Regions from separate parts of the Homo sapiens genome. Here region 1 is linked to region 2. A link is an interaction called in ENCODE POLR2A ChIA-PET data of the cell type or tissue named here. Cell type or tissue: OCI-LY7. All regions are shown on one strand. Each heading gives the region's core, and the rest is flanking DNA. Links, peaks and the distances in the headings are about the cores only. Region 1 has its middle 8.1 kb from the start of FUT8-AS1. Region 2 has its middle 17 kb from the start of MIR4708.

Region 1 (10,472 bases), core at 3,524-8,523, 54 kb after region 2:
CCATCTAAAAAAAAAAGATATTTTTTGAATAGTATTGCATAGGCTCAGACAATCAAAACAGACCACTGACCAATGAGAATTTTGCCATGTTGGTGAACATCAGCCCTGACAAACAGCCCAGGACACTTGAAATCCAAGGCCATGAATGTTCATAGGTCTTAGACTTTCATGAAAATCCAGATTTTTAATATTAGACTTAGTTGTTGGATCACTTGCCATTTGGTGAAAAAAATATGGTCATCACAGGCATAGTTACATGGTAGGAGCTGGCAAATGCATTCCTTGTAAGTTGCAGAGGAAAGTTAATCACGCATAGTTTTGTGTTAGAGGGACATGGAATATTAAAGGTAAAAGGACTGCATGGATTATTTTATTAGGGTAAGAATATTCTTCATCTTTAAAATAAGGCCAAGGAAGGAAAAAGTTAATTAGATTTCTTCTATTATTTAGGAATGGGGACATAAGCTTGTATAAGGTTTCCTATGATATTTTAAAAACAGCTATTTTAAAAGCTATTAAAACTTCATTGGAAACCATTTGCAAGATCTAATAACATGTAAAGACAAAACTTCTTTCATTTAGTCTGTTGTAATAAAATCTACTTTCTTCATTCATTCATTCACTCATCCACTTATTCAATAACTGTTCATTGAACATTTCCCACAGGCCAAGCACTGTTCTAGACACTGGGGATATCATGGTCAACCCATCTGATTCCAGAATTTTTAAAAATATATTTTGCTATTTTGTACATGAAATATGGAACCTGAAAGAGTGAATAGAACATTGGGTTTAGGATTGGAAGACCTGAATTCTAAATGCAGTTATCACAAGCATAAACTATTTTTCTTTTTCTTTTGTTTTCATACCCTTCATGTGGCATCCAGTCAACCATAAACTATATCAATGGTATCAAATAACTATTCAACCGTGCCCCAAATCTCATTAATCTTTAGTTACTTTTTTACCCAATCATCAAGTTCTTCAAAATTTTTGAAATTTGCCTTCTGCCATCCATTCCATTATTCTTGATATTTCTTAAGTTGTTATCCAGAGCTATACCTCATATGGGTGTGTATGTCATGTACCACAAGTGGCAGAGACATTAGTGTCCATCAAATATCCATATACTCCTCTATATTTCCCTGTTAATTCCCTGTTAGTCTTCCCTGTTGGTTCAGGGGTATACGACTTCTGTTGCCATTATTTATATAAACTCTTTACTTCAACACATGATAGCATTAGCTTTTGATAAACCTACTCTGGAGATTAGCTTTCCAAATGGCTGTCTTAAGGCTGGGTGTGGTGGCTCACACCTATAATCCCAGCACTTTGGGAGGTTTGGGAGGGAGGATTGCTTGAGCCTAGGAGTTCAAGACCAGCCTGGGCAACATAGAGAGACGCTGTCTCTACAAAAAATTAAAAATTAGCCAGGCTTGGTGGTGTGCACCTGTGGTTCCAGCCACTTGGAAGGCTCAGGTGAGAGGACTGCTTGAGCCTGGGAGGTTGAGGCTGCAGTGAGCCAGGATCGTGCCACTGCACTCCAGCCTGGGCAACAGTGGGAGACCCTGTCTCAAAAAAAAAGGGCTGTCTTTCTTATATGAAGACAGTTTTGTACCATTATCATACCGCTTTCACCTTTTTGCTATTTTTAAAAGAAGCCATGAGGGTTGCACTTATATAACTCATAACTTCTCCTGAGCCCACCTTTTACCAGACCAATGTAAGGGAGGCTGAGTCAGTTGGTGAGAAGCTACATGGTGTAAAGATGAGCTCCAAAAGCCCACTTGACTTCATAAACAGAACCAAATCCAACAATTATTGGAAACAACACACGGGGGAATTTGCAAAAACCAATATGAGGACTGACGCTGAACTGAATTGCTAAGTACTGGGAATAGAAGGAGGGAATGGTAAGATCTATGAGTGAATATTGGAGAGATTAGGAGAATTGCAGAAAATTGAAGGAGAAAGCAAGGGAAAAAAGTATAGCAGGGTACCAAAGATGTCAGCCAGTTCCTGTGTTTGCTACACCCATGTCCATAGCCCTTGCTGAAGGGGTAGCCACCACCACCTTGAAGTAGTTTGGACCAAAGTAACACCTGATTCAAGGCCAGAAGACCTATGACATGGCTTGGAAGAAAGAGATATGCGGGCCTAACAAGACTTCCTTCTCTGGAGAATGTGTAATAGGAAACTGAGAATTTGCAAGTTAAGATAGTATCTATGCCGTAAGGAAGATGAAATTATAAGGGATCCAAAATTATAAGGGAGCAGTAACCAAAAGGTAGAATAAAGAATAAAAAGGCTGGGCATGGTGGCTCACACCTGTAATCCCAACACTTTGGAAGGCCAAGGTGGGCAGATCACTTGAGGCCAGGAGTTCGAGACCAGTCTGGCCAACATGATGAAACCCCATCTCTACTAAAAATACAAAAAAATTTGTGGTGGTGTACACCTGTAATCCCAGCTACTGGGGAGGTTGAGGCATAAGAATCACTTGAACTCGGGAGACAGAGGTTGCAGTGAGCCAAGATTGTGCCACTGCACTCCCTCCAGCCTGGGTGACAGAGTGAGACCCTGTCTAAAAAAAAAAAAAAAAAAAAAAGGGATTGAGTTGGTAGTGAGAGAAGAGCAGGAAAAGGAATGCCATGGGGAATGCGGAAACGTGAGAGACATGGAGGCGCAGCTTTTTAGGTGCCTCAGTATCCGACAGTGTTTCAGCTCTGGGGTAAGTCTCAGTTCTTGTGTTTTTAAACAAGCCCCTCTTTCTTTGAAGTAAACTGAGTGATTCCTGGGTCCTTGCACTTTAAAGAGCTCAAGTAAGTTGCATAGTCTTCTCAGCCCTTTGATATGTGAGTGTAGGAGCCCAAAAGATGGAGTGTGATTTTTTTTTTTTTTTTTTTTTTTTTGAGAATGGGTCTTGTTCTGTCCCACAGGCTGGAATGCTGTGCATGAACACAGCTCTCTGCAGCCTCAACCTTGGGCTCAAGTTATCCTCCCACCTCAGCCTACAAAGTAGCTAGGACCACAGGCATGCACCATCATGCCCAGCTAATTAAAAAAAAAAAATCTGGGGCTGGGCGTGGTGGCTCACACCTGTAATCCCAGCACTTTGGGAGGCCGAGGCGGGTGGATCACAAGGTCAGGAGATCGAGACCATCTTGGCTAACACGGTGAAACCCCGTCTCTACTAAAAATACAAAAAATTAGCTGGGCGTGGTGGCAGGCGCCTGTAATCGCAGCTACTTGGGAGGCTGAGGCAGGAGAATGGCATGAACTAGGGAGGCGGCTTGCAGTGAGCCGAGATCGCGCCACTGCACTCCAGCCTGGGTGACAGAGTGAGACTCCGTCTAAAGCAAAAAAAATTGTAGAGATGGGGTTCTTGCCATGTTGCCTATGCTGGTCTCCAACTCCTGGGCTCAAACAATCTCCTGCCTCAGCCTCTTAAAGTGCTGGGATTTTAGGTGTGAGCCACTGTGCCCGCCTGGAGTATATTTTAAACTAAATGATCAGTCTTGAAATAAATACAAGTTAACCCCACTTGACCTCTATCTATGTAGGTTTATAAGTCTACTTGTAAATCACACCAGCACAATTTATAGGGAGTTGTTTTTAGAACCTTTAGTCCTTGCTTTAAATACCAACAGTTGTGTTATAGCATGTACTGCAGAACTGAAATGACATTCAGACTTTGGTCTAGGAAATCTTGTCAATCACTTCTTTCTTCTGCTTCCTTAGATTCTGTTTTCATGTTATCTTGATTTTGGATTTAGATCAGATAATTATAGGGTCTGCAAAGGCTTGCTTTAGTTTAGGATTTTTGTAGAGCCATAAATGGCTAATATTTATGGTGTACTTATTCAGTGTCAGGCTCTGTTCTTAGGAGTATTATATGTAATAACTTATTTAATACTAACAACAACCCTATGATGTAGATACTATTATTATTCCTACTTTACAGATATGAAAAAATGAGACAGAGAGTTTTAAAGTTTCCCAAGGTCTCACAGCTATTAATTGGTGAGCAAGGATTCAAATATAGTTAGAATCAACATTCTGAACCATGATTTTATATGGCCTTGTTCCCATGGAAACTAGAAGATCCTGACTAACCAGAGGTTATGTTTCTCAATCCTGTTGGCAGTTATATTGCAATGAAAATTAATTAACTCATTCAATAAATATGCTACATGGTGGGGATCAAGACAGATAGGCAGGATCTCTGCTTTCAAGAGGGCCTCTGGTTTTTCAGACTTTTGTCAGTTTGGTTAGAGTTAGTGTTTTCCCATCAGACTCTAATTTGCCCTTGGGTTAACATATAAGGTAGAATTTTTGCCTCTGAAAAGCTGAACATTGGAACTTTAGTGACTTTAGCAAGGTTTATTCTTGCTGGAGCAAGTATTTATATCATACTGATAGTGGTTAATTTTTTTTTTTTTTTTTGGCTGCAATTTTTCCTTATGACCTTGCTCCTACCCATCCTTCCCCAGATTGTCTATTTTTGGATTTTTAATTTTTAAAATATAATAATATGTACTTGTTTCTGTAATAGTTCTTTCAAGAGCCTTTCTAGATTTGTTTCTTTTTCTTTTCTTTTTTTTTGAGATGGAGTTTTGCTCTTCTTGCCCAGGCTGGAGTGCAATGGCATGATCTCGGCTCAGTGCAACCTCCACCTCCCGGGTTCAAGTGATTCTCCTGCCTCAACCTCTTGAGTAGCTGGGATTACAGGCGCTAGTAGAGACAGGGTTTCACGATGTTGGTCAGGCTGGTCTCGAACTCCTGACCTCAGGTGATCCACCCGCCTTAGCCTCCCAAAGTGCTGGGATTACAGGTGTGAGCCACTGTGCGGGGCCAGATTTGTTTGTTTGTTTTTCTTTGAGACAGAGTCTCACTCTGTTGTCCAGGCTGGAGTGCAGTGGTGTGATCTCGGCTCACTGCAACCTCTGCCTCCTGAGTTCAAATGATTCTCCTGTCTCAGCCTCCTGAGTAGGTGGGATTACAGGCGCCCACCATAGCGCCCAGCTAATTTTTTTGTATTTTTAGTAGAGATGGGGTTTTGCCATCTTGGCCAGGCTGGTCTCGAACTCCTGACCTTGTGATTCACCCACCTCGGCCTCCCAAAGTGCTGGGATTACAGGTGTGAGCCACTGCACCCAGCGTTGTTTCTTTTTTTTTTCTTTTTGAGACAGAGTCTTGCTCTGTCGCCAGGCTGGAGTGCAGTGGCGCAATCTCAGCTCACTGCAACCTCTGCCTCCCGGGTCAAGCAATTCCCCTGCCTCAGCCTCCCAAGTAGCTGGGATTACAGGCATGTGCCACCACACCCAGCTAATTTTTTGTATTTTAGTAGAGACGGGGTTTCACCATGTTGGTCAAGATGGTCTCGATCTCTTGACCTCGTGATCTGCCTGCCTCAGCCTCCCCAAGTGCTGGGATTACAGGCGTGAGCTGCTGCACCCGGCGCCGGCCTTGCTCCTTTTTATACAGCCTTATTGATCCAGCCTAACTCAATATAGTTTATTAAATTGCAATGGTATTGTATCAATAGTATCAGAATTTATTAAACTGCAATGGTATTATTGTATCAATAGTATCAGAATTAGTGGCATATAACAGTAAAACCTAGATAATAGTGGCTTAAATAAAACAGCAGCTTACACAAAATAATTTTGGAAATGAGCAATCCAGGATTGGCGTGGAGGCTTGACAAAGTTGTCAAGGAGCCAGCTCCCTCCCAGTCACTATTATGTTATTCCCAGGGTACAGCTATCCTCCTCATGGTCCAAGATGGCTGAAAGGGCTCCAGTCATCACATCATCATGCCTCAGGTAATAGGATGGAGAGAAGCGATAAGAAGGGTGCATCTCCTTCATTTTCATGATTTTTTTAAAAAATGTAAGCACTGCACAATATTTCTGCTTAGATCTCAATAGGCAGAATTTAGTCATGCAGCCACATCCATTGCAGGGGAGACTAGGAAAAGTAAGATTTTAGTTGAGTTCCAATAGGACTATCCAGAAATGGGGATTTGTGATTATGGAAAAATGAGAAAAGATATAGGAAGGTAAATCTGAAGTGTCTTCTACTGGGAGCTTACATATAGTTAGTATCTTATAAAAATTTGTTGATTCACTTTCATAAACTTGATGGTCATATTCTTAGTGGTATCATCCAGGTCATTAATGAAAAGTAATACATCTAAAAATTTTTCCTCTTCTTATTTTTTTTACTTTATGATAATAGAGCATATTATTGCATTAATTGCATCTACAATAAACCTACCTGGAAATAGCTTAGGCAAGATGGAAACAATATTGGAAGGATACAGGGAAAGCCTAGAAACAGAGGAGCCTAAGCAGAAGAAAAGGCAGAAATTCAACTACTGGTCAGCAAAACCTGGAACTGAGAATTCCAGTATAAGGATACTTCTGTCTTCTCTGCTTCCTCTTTCCACTGACTTTATTCTCTAATGCAGAATGAGTTTCTCCACTTGGCAAATGACTAATGACTTCTCCCAGATTTTATATCTAGGTGAGGCCTGAGATAATCTCTCTTCTCACATCTATAAACATTCTGGAGGAATGGGTTCATTGTCCCATCTTGGGTCAGGTGTCCCCCTCTTGACCAATTAGGTGTGGGCAATGGACAGCGGTCACACAGCTCTCGCTGCCATCATAATAAAAATGTGGGCATGAGAGCAGTAGTTCCTATAGGAAAGGTGGGTGCTGGCCACACACTAATATAGGTATACGTTAAAATTATATGAGATGATAAAATACAGGTCGATGGTCTGAATTAAATGAATGGTAAAGGAGAACAGGATCTATCCTAATGCATAAAAATGGTTTAGCTATGAATAAACATCATTTAATAGGGCTGCAATGTATACAACATTTACTATATGTCAAGAATTGTACTAAGTGCTTTTTGTATGTTGAGTCATTTATTTTATACAACCCCATGAGCTAGGGGACATCATCCCTTCTTATAGATGGAAAAACCAGAGCTCAGAGAGGTTAAGTAACTTGCCCAAGGTCAGATTGTAACTGAGCACTGTTTAATGTGCATAGAGGCCAATGGCCAATACCATGGCACTGGCTTTTGAGAAAATAAAAGCTTTATTGCAAGTCAACCGCAAGGAGACAGGAAGATATGCTCAACTCTGTCTCCCTGTGCAGGGCTTGTTTTCTTTTTCTTTTCTTTTCTTTTCGTCTCTCGCTCTCTCTCTTTCTCTCTTTCTTTCTGAGATGGAGTCTTGCTCTGTTGCCCAGGCTGGAGTGCAGTAGCATAATCTCGGCTCACTGCAACCTCCTTCTCCTGGGTTCAAATGATTCTCCTGCCTGAGCCTTCCAAGTAGCTGAGATTAAAGGTGCCCACTACCACGCCCAGCTAATTTTTGTATTTTTTTAGTAGAGACAGAGTTTCACCATGTTGGCCAGGCTGGTCTTGAACTCCTGTCCTCAAGTAATCTGCCCACATCGGCCTCCCAAAGTGCTGGGATTATAGGTGTGAGCCACAGCGCCTGGCCTGGGCCAGGTTTTATAAGCATAAAGTCATGAGATGTGATCTGATTGGATCTTGCAATGAGGTGATGCTGGGAGGTATGATTTGATTGGATCCTGCCATGGGGTGATGCCAAGCTTGATACGATTAGATCCTGGATCCTACAATGTGGTGTCCCCTTCTTAATTCAGTCCTCACTCCTCAGTCAGAGCACTTAGGTTCCCGCTGTAGTTGCAGACTCGGTTCATCTGGGCATGTTCAGGTTAGGTGACCTTCAAACTGGGGGGCCATTGGTAACTGAAAAACAACTCACAACTTTGTTACATAAAAGTTGAACCAGATTGGTGTGATGTGGTTACAAAAAAGCTAGTAAGTCTGAGAGTAATATACTGGCTCAATACTTCTCTATCCTAAGTTGGAAACTATGGTCAATTTTGATGAAGAAATTATTAGCTATTTCCCTACTTCAATTTTGCCATACCAAAGCTATATGAGCTTGATAAACCTTGTAATGTCTTACAAGGTTTTAATCTCTTCATCTGTAAGAAGATTGGATTGAATCAAATTACTCTCTCTCCTTGTTAATACAGATAATACTTTTTTTTCTGAAGGCAAGAGTATGATCTATTACATTAAAATGTTTTTAATGTATCCAATATATTTAAAAAAATAGAGACAGGGGTCTTGCTATGGTTGCCCAGCCTGGTCTTGAACTCCTGGCCTCAAGTGATCCTCCCACCTTGGCTTCCCAAAATGTTGAGGTGAAGGTATGAGCCATAATTGCTGGCTATATCCAATACGTTTTAGTGCTTCTTGAGACATATCTGTGTTAGGAACTGAGATGAAATTAAAGATATACAAGATAGAGTTTTTGCTTACAGTGTTATGGTGGGAACAAACAAACATAATTATTATTTTGTAGAATTAATAGTCCAGGAAAGAATAGTTTTCAGGAGTGGTATGACCACAGCTCAATCAAATCTGCAAGGGTTTTCTATCTGTCTGCCATCGCCAGTAGGTTGACTTCATTTTCAGGTTAGTTCCTCTTGCAAGATTGCTGCCAATGGCAATCTGGGTTACAGGTTGACTTGCTCATATCTGGCAGGAAAGAGAGAACTCCTTCCCCCAGATATGGACTGAAAATCCTTTCCTTCAGTCTGATTGGGCCAGTTTATCCTGGTCCTAATGGTTTTCAAGTGTATCAATTAGAATAGTCTAGGACTATTCTAATTCTAGCATATTCTAGTCTAGCATAACCTAGATGCTAGGTCATACTGCATTGAAAAATGCCCCCAAATCTCAGTGGCTTAAACTACAAAGGTGTATTTCTTATTAAAACCAGATGAAAATGGGAGGCAGGCTGCTCTACCTTGTCCTTTTTTTTGGAAGTTAAGCCGAGAGAGGCTTTACCGATACTTTCAAGATAATACTGGTCTTGAGTCTGGAGAAGAGTAAACACTGTAAGGACTTACGCTGGCCATGAACTGTTCTACCTGGAATTGACACATACCACTTCTGCCCACAACCCACTACAGACTGGTGGCTATAGCTAGTCAGTCACATGGTCCAGCCCAACTGCAAGGGGAGGAGGGTATCTGGGGGTGGGTGTGGAAAAATATAATCTTTTTGTATGTCTGGAAAGAGAGAGTAAGCATGATAAATCTCCTACCATATTAGGGAACCCATTTATTGGCTAATTGAGTTGCCTTTCTGTAGTTGGAGTTTTGGGTGGTTACCTAAAGAATTGGCAGATGAAAACAAAAATAAACAGCCCTATTAATAAGGAAGGACGGGAGTGAATGTTCAATTAGAAATCAATAGTGTGAACTATATGCTGCTTTATCCCAGTGGAGAAGACAGAAATTTCAGCCATGGAGGCAAGTCATAGGGAGGGATAGTCTGGCTAGTTTCATCAGTCTTTAAATCAATCACTTCATTTACTCTTGTAATGGGAAAGATTTGCTCTGGCTTTTTAATGAGTAGGTATAGAGTTTGTTTAAGGAGCTGGCTCAAAAGTGACTTAAAACACATTGAATTTGAAAATATAGATTCTTAGCTACTCAGGAGGCTGAGGCAAGAGTACAGCTTGAGGCCAGGAGTTCAAGACGAGCCTTGGCAACATTCTGCGACCTTGTCTCTAAAAAATAAAAATGAAAATATAGACTTTTTTTCCCTATATTTCATTTTTGTAGTTATTGTCAATGGTGTGTCAAGTTGGCTAGATTTATAGTTTTAGAACTGACGAACAACTAAAACTTACCTAGTCCAACCCTTTTATTTTACAAATGAGAAAACTGAGGCCCAGATGGGTAAAATGATTATCTCAAGGTCACCCCTTCTTGCTCTTGGCAATAACAATGCTGCCCTTTGGATGACTTCCTGGAAAATCGGATCCTGTAAGTGAAATGTAGCTAGAGCAACAATTATAAAACAACGAGAACAATTAACAATTATTCAGAATGCTTCCATGGCTGACAGTCAGTTGGTACACGTTGGTAGAGATAGAAAAATTTCTAAACTATTTGGTAAGTAGCTTATGCTAAGCCTTCTGAGTGCCTCAACCCCTTGCTGGAACTCCACAGATCTCCCCACCGTAATAACAGGATCCACCTCAAAGGTTTGATTTGAGAATTAAATGGTGGAGGTAAAGAGTTTTGCATGAGGCCTGGTGCTCAGCACTATTACACTTTGGCTATTATTTTTATTACAGTCATAATAAAATGGTAGTAAATTTCAAACCAGTTTCTACATGAATGTTCACAACTTAGGAAATGTGATAGCATTCACGTTCATTAACTTTGATCTAGCTAATCTCTCAATAAAATGGCCACTCATGTACTCACTTTAACTTTCATTTTGATCTTTTCCATAGTCTAAGGGTTGACTCCTTCTTGCCCCGGGACACCCGAGTCCCCATAGCTCTAGCTGATGGTTAAGAATTTGACCGAGGCTATATACAAGAAAACAAT
Region 2 (10,472 bases), core at 1,824-6,823:
GACGTTGCTGACACTGTTCCCTTTTCATAAACTTAGCAGGAAGGACCAGCCAGTGGACTCTGTCCTCCCTTTCACCCTTGGCAGGGGGTGCAGTGGGGGTCACCCAGCTTGGTGATCACTCAGGTTAGGAACTGTGGTTGAAGGTTGAGGAGAAATAGGGTGGGGGTGACAGCTCACAGCAAGCCAGTCAGAGCAGTGGGTCCATCGTGAGGGTCAAACCTCACACTTCCGAAATTCTCTCTTATATGGCAGTCTCTGAGCAATGGTCACAGTGGAGAAGTTGGGCCCAGGCTGTGCCATGGTTCATTTTCTCTAGCTACAGGTAGCCTACCTCCCTTGCAAATGCTCTGTAGGCTTCATAGCCTGGGTTCTCCTGTTGTCAGCTGTATTAACAGGGAGTCATAGATGGGCTTCCTTAAATAAAAAGTTATCTTTACTTATTTGTCGTTATCCTCGAATTGCTGAGACTTTTTTTTTTTTTTTTTTTGAGACAGAGTCTCACTCCAGGATGGAGTGCAGTGGCACAATTGTGGCCCACTGCAGCCTCGACCTCCTGAGCTCACATGATCCTCCCACCTCAGCCTCCCGAGTAGCTGGGAATACAATGTGTACCACCTTGCCCGGCAACTTTTTGGTTTTGGTTGTTATTTATTTATTTATTTATTTATTTTGGTAGAGATGAGGTCTTGCAATATTGTCTGGGCTGGTCTTGAACTCCTGGCTTCAAGCAATCCTGCAGCCTTGGCTACCCAAAGTGCTGGGATTACAGGGATGAGCCACCATGCCCGGCCGAATTGCTGGGATTTGGAAGAAAGACTTTGTAGGGGATCCTCCCCTACACACACACACACACACACACACACACACACACACACCCCTTGAGACAAGACGAGGAAATGAGAAGCTGGCTCACCTTGGCAGGCAGGCAGAGCAGCGGAGGTTGCTACCTACCTGGGCTGGGACTTGTCCTTAAGGGACATCCTAAGGGAATGCAGAATAAGAGGAAGAGGTAATTCCCAGTGTTTCAGGTGAAGACTAGGGATCCCCCCAAACCCAGTGGTTCTTCAGTTGGTTGGTTGGTTTTTTTTCCAGACACTCTGTCCTTAGGGAGTCACATCCGGGATCATGGCAGTTCACACCCTGTTCTTTAACACACTTCAAATCTGCCTTGGCCCCAAGGGTGCCAGCGTTCCCCAGTGTGCTCAGTAGAAGGAGATTGTGAAACAGGCAGGGGGGTCATACTCACACCCATACAGGGCAGAAGAAAGCCCTGGGCCATGTGTGAACAGCTGCTGCTCCATCTCCCCAGCACAGCTGGGCACATCTGTCTGCCAACACTCATCTCTAGTTGTGCTATCTTGAAGGTCAGTGGTGATCTTTTAGTCATCAATTCCAGTGACCTTTACTCAGGCCTCATCTTCCAACCGACCAGCTCTTCTTTCTGAAATGCCCACCCGAGTGAGCTAGTTCTTTCCCTACTCCTGTCACAACTCTTACTTGGGTTCTTCTTTCTCTTTTTCTGCATTTTATGTCTTTCTCAAACCTCTGTCTTTAGCCCTTTTCTTTCTCTGCCATCTCTCTCTCTCTAGGAAACTTCGGTTTCTTTTGCGACACGAAGTAGTATCTTGTCAAGACTTTATTTTTGTCAAGTAACAGTACCTACTCCAACTAGCTTAGGCAAAGAAGGGGTCTTCAGGGCCCAGTAGAGAAGTGTGGGTACTCTGGGCAGGGGCTGAAGCCAGGACAGGTAGCATTTGCCGAAGCACTGGTTTCTGCACTCTGTGTGTCTGCTCAGATCTGCTTCCTAGATAATCTCTATCTCTTCCTCCTCTCCTCTCCGGGGCCACCATTTTACCTGGAGCTTTCATGACCTCTTTAGTGATTTCCCTACTGTTGGGTGTATCTTCCATCTAAGCTATCTTATTTCACTGGCTGTGCCCTCTGCCTATGGTCCCATGTTTTAGAGGATCCCATGCTTTAGAGGGCCTCACTCTGGCCCACTTTGGCTATACCTCTCATGGCGGAAAGAACCCACCAATGGGATGTTCCCACTCAGAGCCCATATTCCCCTTCTAGAGCCTAATTCCTGGGCCTGGGCCACTTCTGCAGGTACACTTCCCCAAGGACAGACTGTACCACTAATGTACTTATTCCTAGGCATGAAAGGTGTGCAATAAGTGTGATGAGGTAAGAGTGGGAATGTGGATGGAGCTTGGTCATGTCTACGTGAATGTACTCAAGGCCCTTTGTCATGTGGGACAGTGCCTGGGCTAGGAAGATAAGTGGGGGGTGGGTCAGGGGCCAGCTCTTTCCATTCCACTATGTCCCCGCATGGAGCTCTGAGAAGTTCAAGAATTCCATATTTGAACCTGGCCTTCCAGATTAGCCCGTTTCTTTCTCTTTTTCAAGGGCTGTATATTTGTATCTGTGTGTATATTTTGTGTTTATGAGGGGATATTTGTCAGTATAGGGGAATTGAAATATTTTATTTATCCGTTTGTTAGTGTAATTTACAACTTTTATATATGTAGTATGTGGACTTCCATCTGCACTCGTGCCCAAGGCCCCGCAAATCTTAGCGGCAAGTCTGTATTTTATTACGGCCAGACTTGTAAAGAATTATATTCCCCAAACAAAGCTCTATGTAATCAACTGCTTGATGATAACCACTACTACATACTGGGAAGTAAGAGGCTCTGGCTGTTCATTCCTTTGGATGAAAATAACAGTCAAGTGGGACCTGCCTTTCACTAGAAAAAGGGTCAGGCTGGGCTAGAGCTGGTGAAAACTCGCTGGGGAAGACCAGCCTGGCCAACATGGCAAAACCCTGTCTCTATTAAAATTAAAAAAATTAGCCGGGCATGGTGGTGCACACCTGTAATCCCAGCTGCTCAGCAGGCTGAGGCAGGAGAATCGCTTGAACCTGGGAGGAGAAGGTTGCAGTGAGCTGAGATTGTGCCACTGCACTACAGCCTGGACAAAGAGCAAGAGTCTGTCTCAAAAAAAAAAAAGAAGTAGCCAGTCTGAAGTTGCTGAGGAGAATGAGGAGAACAGGTCACACATCATCAATGTAAAGGAGACTTCATTCCTAAGGTCACTTTTTGCCTCTGTTTCAGATTTTCCTATAGTTCCCATGTGCTGGAACTCATCCCAGCCCAATTCACGTAAGACCCTTCTAGGGTGCGGGAGCAGACCACAGGAACCTGGCTTAGTACTTAGCATTACTTAGCAACAGCTTCTAAGGAGCAACGCAGGACAATAATGAGCATACAGTGTGGATAATCAATCTTCTATTGATATCTTTAAGGGGAAAAATTAGGGGGATAATCCATTTGGACCAGGAAGAAGTATAAGTGGGTAGGACTGGAAGTCGGAGGAGGTAAACTAGGGCAAGATGAAGTTCCATAACGTTCTCCACACTTCGGAAGTTGAGTCAGGTGCTTGTGCTGGGAGAGAGGACCGAATCCAGGATAAAGCTTCTGTTCAGCACAGCTCCATCTGCCAATGCAGATAACTTGGGATATTTTCATGCCAGATGTGCAAGGATCAAGAGATTCACAGAAAAGTTGTTGAGCTTGAGAGACAAAGAGGTAATTTTTAAAATAGGGAATATGGAGGAATGTATATTCTAGGAAAAGCCTTGAGTATAAAACTTTTAAAGTTTTTCTTTTTTTTTTTTTTTTTTGAGACGGAGTCTCGCTCTATCGCCCAGGCTGGAGTGCAGTGGCGCGGTTTTGGCTCACTATAAGCTCCGCCTCCCGGGTTCACGCCATTCTCCTGCCTCAGCCTCCCAAGTAGCTGGGATTATAGGCGCCCCCACTACGCCCAGCTAATTTTTTGTATTTTTTAGTAGAGACGGGGTTTCACCATGTTAGCCAGGATGGAATCCATCTCCTGACCTCGTGATCCACCCGCCTCGGCCTCCCAAAGTGCTGGGATTACAGAGATGAGCCACGATGCACGGCCTAAAGTTATATATATATATATATATATACACATACACACACATACACATACACACACACACACATATATATATGTGATTTAAATATATAGATAGATATACATATGTAACTTTTTTTCTCTTGAGACAGAGTCTCACTCTGTCACCCAGGCTAGGTGCAGTGGCGCGATCTTTGCTCACTGCAACCTCCACTTCTCGGGTTCAAGTAAGTCTCCTGCCTCAGTCTCCTGAGTAGCTGGGATTACAGGCATGCGCCACCACGCCTGGCTAATTTTTGTATTTTTAGTAGAGGCAGGGTTTTGCCATGTTGGTCAGGCTGGTCTTGAACTTCCGACTTCAGGTGATCCACCCGCCTCGGCCTCCAAAAGTGCTGGGATTACAGGTGTGAGCCACTGTGCCTGGCCCATATTTAACTTTTTAAGTTAAATAACGTACACAGCTTTCCTGGACTTCAAAACCTGGTGTTAAGGACAGACTTTCCAATATAGAGATACTAGGCTGTTTTTATATAAAATTGCTTTATCTCAAACTCATTGGTGTAGGCTCTAATGGAGGGAAGGGGATGCTGATGTCTTAGGACAGCTGCCTGTGAGAAGCTTGAAGAGCTGACTTTTGCAGTGCTTCTTAAGCCGTAGCATGCGTCGGAAACACCTGTTAGTGCTGGTTTAAAATGCAAAATTTGCAAGACTTTTTTTTCCTTATTTATCTACTATGGTTTGAATGTGTCCCCCAAATTTCATGTGTTAGAAACTTAATCTCAAAATGTGACCGTATTGAATCTTTAAGAGGTGATTGGATCAAAAGGTTTCAACCCTTATGATTAATCCATTTATAGGTTAATGGATTAATGGGCTAATAGACTAGCAGGTAATCATGAGAGTGGAACTAGTGGCTTTTTAAGAAGAGGAAGAGAGACCTAAGCAAGCATGTGAGCTCACTCAGCCCCTCACCATGTGATTCCCAGTGTGGCCTTGGGACTCTACAGAAAGTCCTCACCAGCAAGAGTCCCCTCACAGTTGCAGCCCCTCAATCCTGGACTTCCCAGCCGTCATAACTGTAAGACATAAATTACTCTTCTTTATAAATGACCCAGTTCCACATATTCTATTATAATCAACAAGGAACGAACTAATACATTATCTAAAATTATCTCCTGAAAGCAATTACAGTAAGGATCTTGCTTTTTAGAAAACAAAAAATTATTGTATACATTTTAAATTTTAAAAAACTACTTTAGCCAGGCGTGGTGGCTCATGCCTGTAATCCCAGCACTTTGGGAAGCCAAGGCAGGTGGATCACGAGGTCAGGAGTTCAAGACCGGCCTGACCAAGATGGTGAAACTCTGTCTCTACTAAAAATACAAAAATTAGCCAGGTGTGGTGGCAGGTGCCTGTAACCCCAGCTATTTGGGAGGTTGAGGCAGAGAACTGCTTGAACCTGGGAGACAGAGGTTGCAGTGAGCCGAGATCACGCCACTGCACTCCAGCCTTGGGGACAGAGCAAGACTCCGTCTAAAAAAAAAAAAAAAAAACTAGCAATACCAGGAGAAAATAAGCCCAAGCCCGGTGGCTCACACCCATGATCCCAGCACTTTGGGAGGCCAAGGCAGAATGAAGGCTTGAGGCCAGGAGTTTGAGACCAGCCTGGACAACATACCAAGACCCCATCTCTACAAAAAAAAATTTTAATTTTTAAAATTAAAAAAAAATTTTTTTTTAGATGTTATGCACTAGTAGCTACTTGGGAATGTTAGATGTTATGTCCCAGCTACTTGGGAAGCTGAGGCAGGAGGATTGCTTAAGCCCAGGAATTCACTGCTACACTCCAGTCTGAGTATACCCTGTCTCAAAGAAAAATAAAAAGAGAAAATAAAATTTTATGTGCAAAAAGTTAGGAGAGGGCAAAGTCAAGTAAAATTTCCCCATATTAACTTAGAAATAGTAATAAGGGCAAAATGTTCTAAAGGTTTCATCTGTTAGTGTCCTAGCCTGGAAAAAAAAAAAAAGGATGCCCTTAAATTGAGTCATTTAGGAAGAGTGTAATAAAGTCACTATTTACAAAGCATGGACTGGGCTTAGACAAAGCAAAAGGGATGTGCACTACCCTTGGGCTGGTGAGTGCAAGAGCCACTACCGCCACCATGTCTGTAAGGACAAGGCAATGGAACCCATTAAAGGAACCTAGAAAGCTGATAGAGAGGGCCACCTGGCAGGAAGGAACCAGAGAAATAAATATGCCAACCTCCTTGGCCAACCCCTAGAGGCTGGAGGGCAAAAGCAGCCTACTGATGTCATCCTTGTGACTCAGCCTCATGGGCAGAGAGCAGGGCAAAGAAGGGTGGAGAGCAGATTATGAGTAGCAAATGGGGAAAATCTAGCACCTGTCAGAGATGGCTAACGCACTGGAGTGGCTACTGTGTATCTTAACAAGCACTGAAGACAACAGTACAGAGATTTCCTTTTCTATCATCTCGTTTATATAACCATGCAGTAGGTTTATAAGAAACCTACCATTAAGTGGCTGGGTGCAGTGGCTCATGCCTGTAATTCCAGTACTTTTGGAGTCCGAGGTGGGCAGATCATTTGAGGTCAGGAGTTCGAGAACAGCCTGACCAACATGGTGAAACCCCGTCTCTACTAAAAATACAAAAAAATTAGCCAGGAGTGGTGGCGGGTGCCTGTAATCTCAGCTATTTTGGAAGGCTGAAGCAGGAGAATCTCTTGAACCTGGGAGGCAGAGGATGCAGTGAGCTGAGATCGTGCCACTGCACTCCAGCCTGGGCGACAGAGCAAGACTCTGTCTCAAAAAAAAAAAAAAGAAAAGAAAGAAAGAAACATCACATCAAGTGTTATGGTTTTGTACTGTGTCTCATTCCAGAAAAAGCCCAGAAATCTGAACTTCAAGTAAGAACTCAAGCTGAGGGCAGTGGTTCACATCTGTAATCCCAGCACTTTGGAAGGGCGAGGTAGGGGGACCGCTTGAGCTCAGGAGTTTGAGAACAGCCTGGGCAACAGCAAGACCTTGTCTCTACTAAAAATAAAAAAGGAGTCCCTAGAACTCAGTGATAGTCTCTCTTCTCTTGGTCCCTGTCAGGGCTGTACAGAAACCCCAGAGTCTCTCAAGCCAGCTTAGTCCTGCAACAGACATGCAGAGGGAACATCTGTAACCTGAAAGAGGAAGGTCAGACACTGACCTGGCTTCACGGGACCCTACGAGTCTTTAGGCATGAGTGGGCCCAGGCTGCTGGCACTGACCAGGCTCACCTTATCTTGGCTCCTGGGCTGAATGGCTGAGCTTTCCAGGCTTGGGCTGGGGAGGTCCCTCTTATTTAGCTTCCTTGTCAGCAGTTTCCAGAAGGTGAAAGTTACCTGCCCAAGGTAGTAACCTTAAACTGCAATAGAAATAACTCTCTGGGCTAGAGATGCCAAGGTTGTACCGAAAGTTTCCAAGGCAGTAGAGCACTTAGCCCTGTCTCTGTGTCCCCGTGAAGGCCCTAGTCTTCCTCCTTTGACTGGTGTGTTGGCGACCTGTAAAGCTTGGGTATGGGCTGGGCAGGGCAGGCCGCAGGGCCCAGTCTGGCTTCCCGTGGAAGCCAGTGAGTTTCCCGCAAAGAGAAAGTTCTGGCTGTAGGCCTCAAGGGCAGGGAGAGAGGCCTTCTTTAACCCCAGCAGTAAGAAAATGCTCATTCTATACCGTGTAAAGGGACCCTTAGTGTTTCCTGGGCTGACACAGAGAAGAACTATTTATTTCTCAGCTATCGTTCTCTGACTTGGCAAGCTCAGGCTGGAGTGGGGAAAAGCAGATCCAAGACAATCATGTGATGGAATTACACCTGCTGAGGTAAAGCACAGTGCTGCTCCCCAAGCAAACATTCTTGCAGACTCTGCACTGCAAACTCAGCTCAGGAGGCGCTGGGCTAATTTGTCTTTTGCCAACTAAAGGCAAATGGAGGAGGGCAGAGCCTGGCAGCTTCTCCTACTGCCTGGTGATTTGAGGATCACTCTGCCTCCCTCCCCGCTCCACCACTCTCTCACTGATGCCTAAATAACAGGTAGGAATTCGCTCCACTTCGCCAAGGAGCAAGGAAATGCACATCACTTTACTTTTTAAAATCAAATGGAATCATGCTGTGAGCCCCACCTTGCCCTGGCTGGTGCAATCCCCAATATTAATGATTATTGAAATCCCCTCTTTTCTGTTGGGCCGTACTAGAATCCGGGGCCCTGCTTGGTAATAGCAAAATGGGGCAGGGGATTGAGTTAGCCAATAAAATAGCCACCATTATTAATGTTGCTACTTTTGTTATGTGACACAGCTATTGGACTAAAAGGTTTCACCTCAAAGTGCCTACTTTACCTGCAGGCTCTGCCACAGGGGCCCTTGTGGATATTTCCAAGGTTATATAGTTAGAGATTGTCCTTGAGGTATTAGTCATGTGCCAAGTTTGAGTGGTGGTGGTAGTAGAAGGAGTGTTGAGGAAACTTTAGATCTTCTCCCCGTAATCTAGGTCAGCATCCCCTGTTCCTTGTTGTAGGTAATTAATATTTTCTCATTTTCATGTATGTAGCCATGTAAACAGCTTAGAGCATCCTCTTCCCCTCCCAGCCTTTCAATCAGATTGCTGCCCCTAAACCCCTCCTACAGAGACATTCTGACTTCCAGGCACCAACTGCTCCCCTAGACACCAGCAACCTCCAGAGCCCTTTACAGAAAAGGCGCAAGGCTCCAGACTCATAGAATCCAATTCTCTCTCTCATCCACAAAGCCCTAGCTTCTCTCCAACCAATCCCCACCTCATCCTCTGGGGTACTGCCATCTAATTCCTTCTTGGGTTTGACCCTTGAATTATAGAGAAACCATTAGCTAACTGCTGCCACCACTACCCCCAAGACAAAATGAGGAACTAAGACTGACCGCTAAACACAAAGCCTTAGCTAACTGGGGAGCTAGGAGGTCAGTGAAGAGGAATAGAATTTTTTCTTCCACCGGGTGTAGTGGCTCACGCCTGTAATCTTAGCACTTCGGGAGGCTGAAGTGGGTGGATCACCTGAAGTCAGGAGTTCAAGACCAGCTTGGCCAACATGGTGAAACCCCATCTCTACTAAAAATACAAAAATTATCCAGCCATGGTGGTAGATGCCTATAAGCCCAGCTACTCAGGAGGCTGAGGGAGGAGAATTGCTTGAACCTGGGAGGCAGAGGTTGCAGTGAGCCAAGATTGCCTCATTGCACTCCAGACTGAGTGACAAGAGTGAAATTCCATCTCAGAAAAAAAGAAAAGAAAAGAAAAATATATTTTTTTCTTTTTTTCCTATAGCAGAAAGGGAAAAAAAAAGCCTCATTCGATTATCATCATTTGATGATCGTTCTGTTACCAGCGTCATTCCTTTGGGTGAGTCATTGCTGCCTCCAAGGGATCCCATATTAGGATGCCCCCTTGGGAGGGATAGGAAGCATGACTAACACCTGAGTATAAAGAGGTTCACCCTACACTTCCTGACGTGGCAGGTGAGAGAGTGTGGGTGGGGAATTGGGAGGGGACTGCCTTTCCTTACTTTAGAGTCCTGTCCAATGGCTGGCTTTGTGGTTGGCTCCATTAGGGAGGGCCCACCAGGAAGCCTTCTCTTCTTTCCGTTGAAGACAAGCATGCAAGTTTTCTGTGGTTTGTTAGGGCTGGGCCACCATGTCCTTAGTAGGCAGCAAGGTGGGGTGATGACCTCTGATATCAAACCATCTGGGAGTTACTGCTGCTTTGTAAAAAAACAAAGGCCCAAAGGTAAAATGTGGAGAGAGCAGGGTACTGGAACACCGGCTCACATATCTGGCAGAGGCACTGAGGCCACTACTGCTGGCCTCTTTTCCGTGCCACCTGAGTTGATTTCATTCAACTCATGTGGTCAGGGGCAAGCACTGGGACAAAGTTCTCCCCAGGAGAGGTAAGAACCAGAAGGGAGCTTCTGGGTCTCATCTGGATTAATAGAAGCCATGAGTACTTACTCTGGCGGGAGCCAGGTTCCTTCACTTACTAGGTGTGTGACCTTGGGCATTTACTTATGTTCTGTGATTCAGTGTTCTTATCTCTAAAATGGGGATAATATGTCTACTCCACAGAAGTGTTGCAGGGATTTGTTAGTGTATTTAAAGTACTTGGAAGAGTGCTTGTCACATAGCAAGTATTATAAAAATGTCAACTGCTGTAGTTACTGTTGTTGCTGTCTACAGAAGCCAGGTGTGGACCACAGAGCCAGAAGCCTCGGGCAAGTCTCCAGAGTTGAAACTAGAAAGAATTATTTATAACAGTTCCCATCCTGCCTAGGGCTACAGATGAGACAATAGCTGTAAAACAGTCTCAGCTTCCCTGGGAGGGGCAAAATACCCAGATTCACTGCTAGAATACTCGAACAGAGGCTATTTCTTTAGGGCTCTGCAGCCTAAGCAGACCCTACCCTTAGGTGGTTGAGATACCCCCTTAATGGCCATGATTTGAGGGCCCCCAACACATCTCCAT

What was found. Peaks named below come from ENCODE experiments on the same cell type or tissue, not always from the same donor. Only the 100,000 strongest peaks of a DNase experiment are listed, where the experiment ranks them.
Region 1: POLR2A ChIA-PET joins it to region 2 with 7 read pairs; 15 of 35 experiments call an interaction of 5 or more read pairs at or near these places.

Annotation. Positions count from the first base shown.
Region 1 is chr14:65,399,310-65,409,781 of GRCh38, forward strand. It overlaps a transcript of FUT8 not described here. Among named protein-coding and RNA genes, the nearest start is that of FUT8-AS1, 8.1 kb to the right of the region's middle. In OCI-LY7, for the core only: no CTCF peak of the experiment used is centred there; no DNase peak of the experiment used is centred there.
Region 2 is chr14:65,347,095-65,357,566 of GRCh38, forward strand. It overlaps a transcript of FUT8 not described here. Among named protein-coding and RNA genes, the nearest start is that of MIR4708, 17 kb to the left of the region's middle. RefSeq lists enhancers at 8,833-10,032, 8,853-8,942. In OCI-LY7, for the core only: a CTCF peak has its summit at 6,145; DNase peaks (open chromatin) are centred at 4,587, 4,907 and 6,197; H3K4me3 peaks cover 1,674 bases; H3K27ac peaks cover 4,144 bases.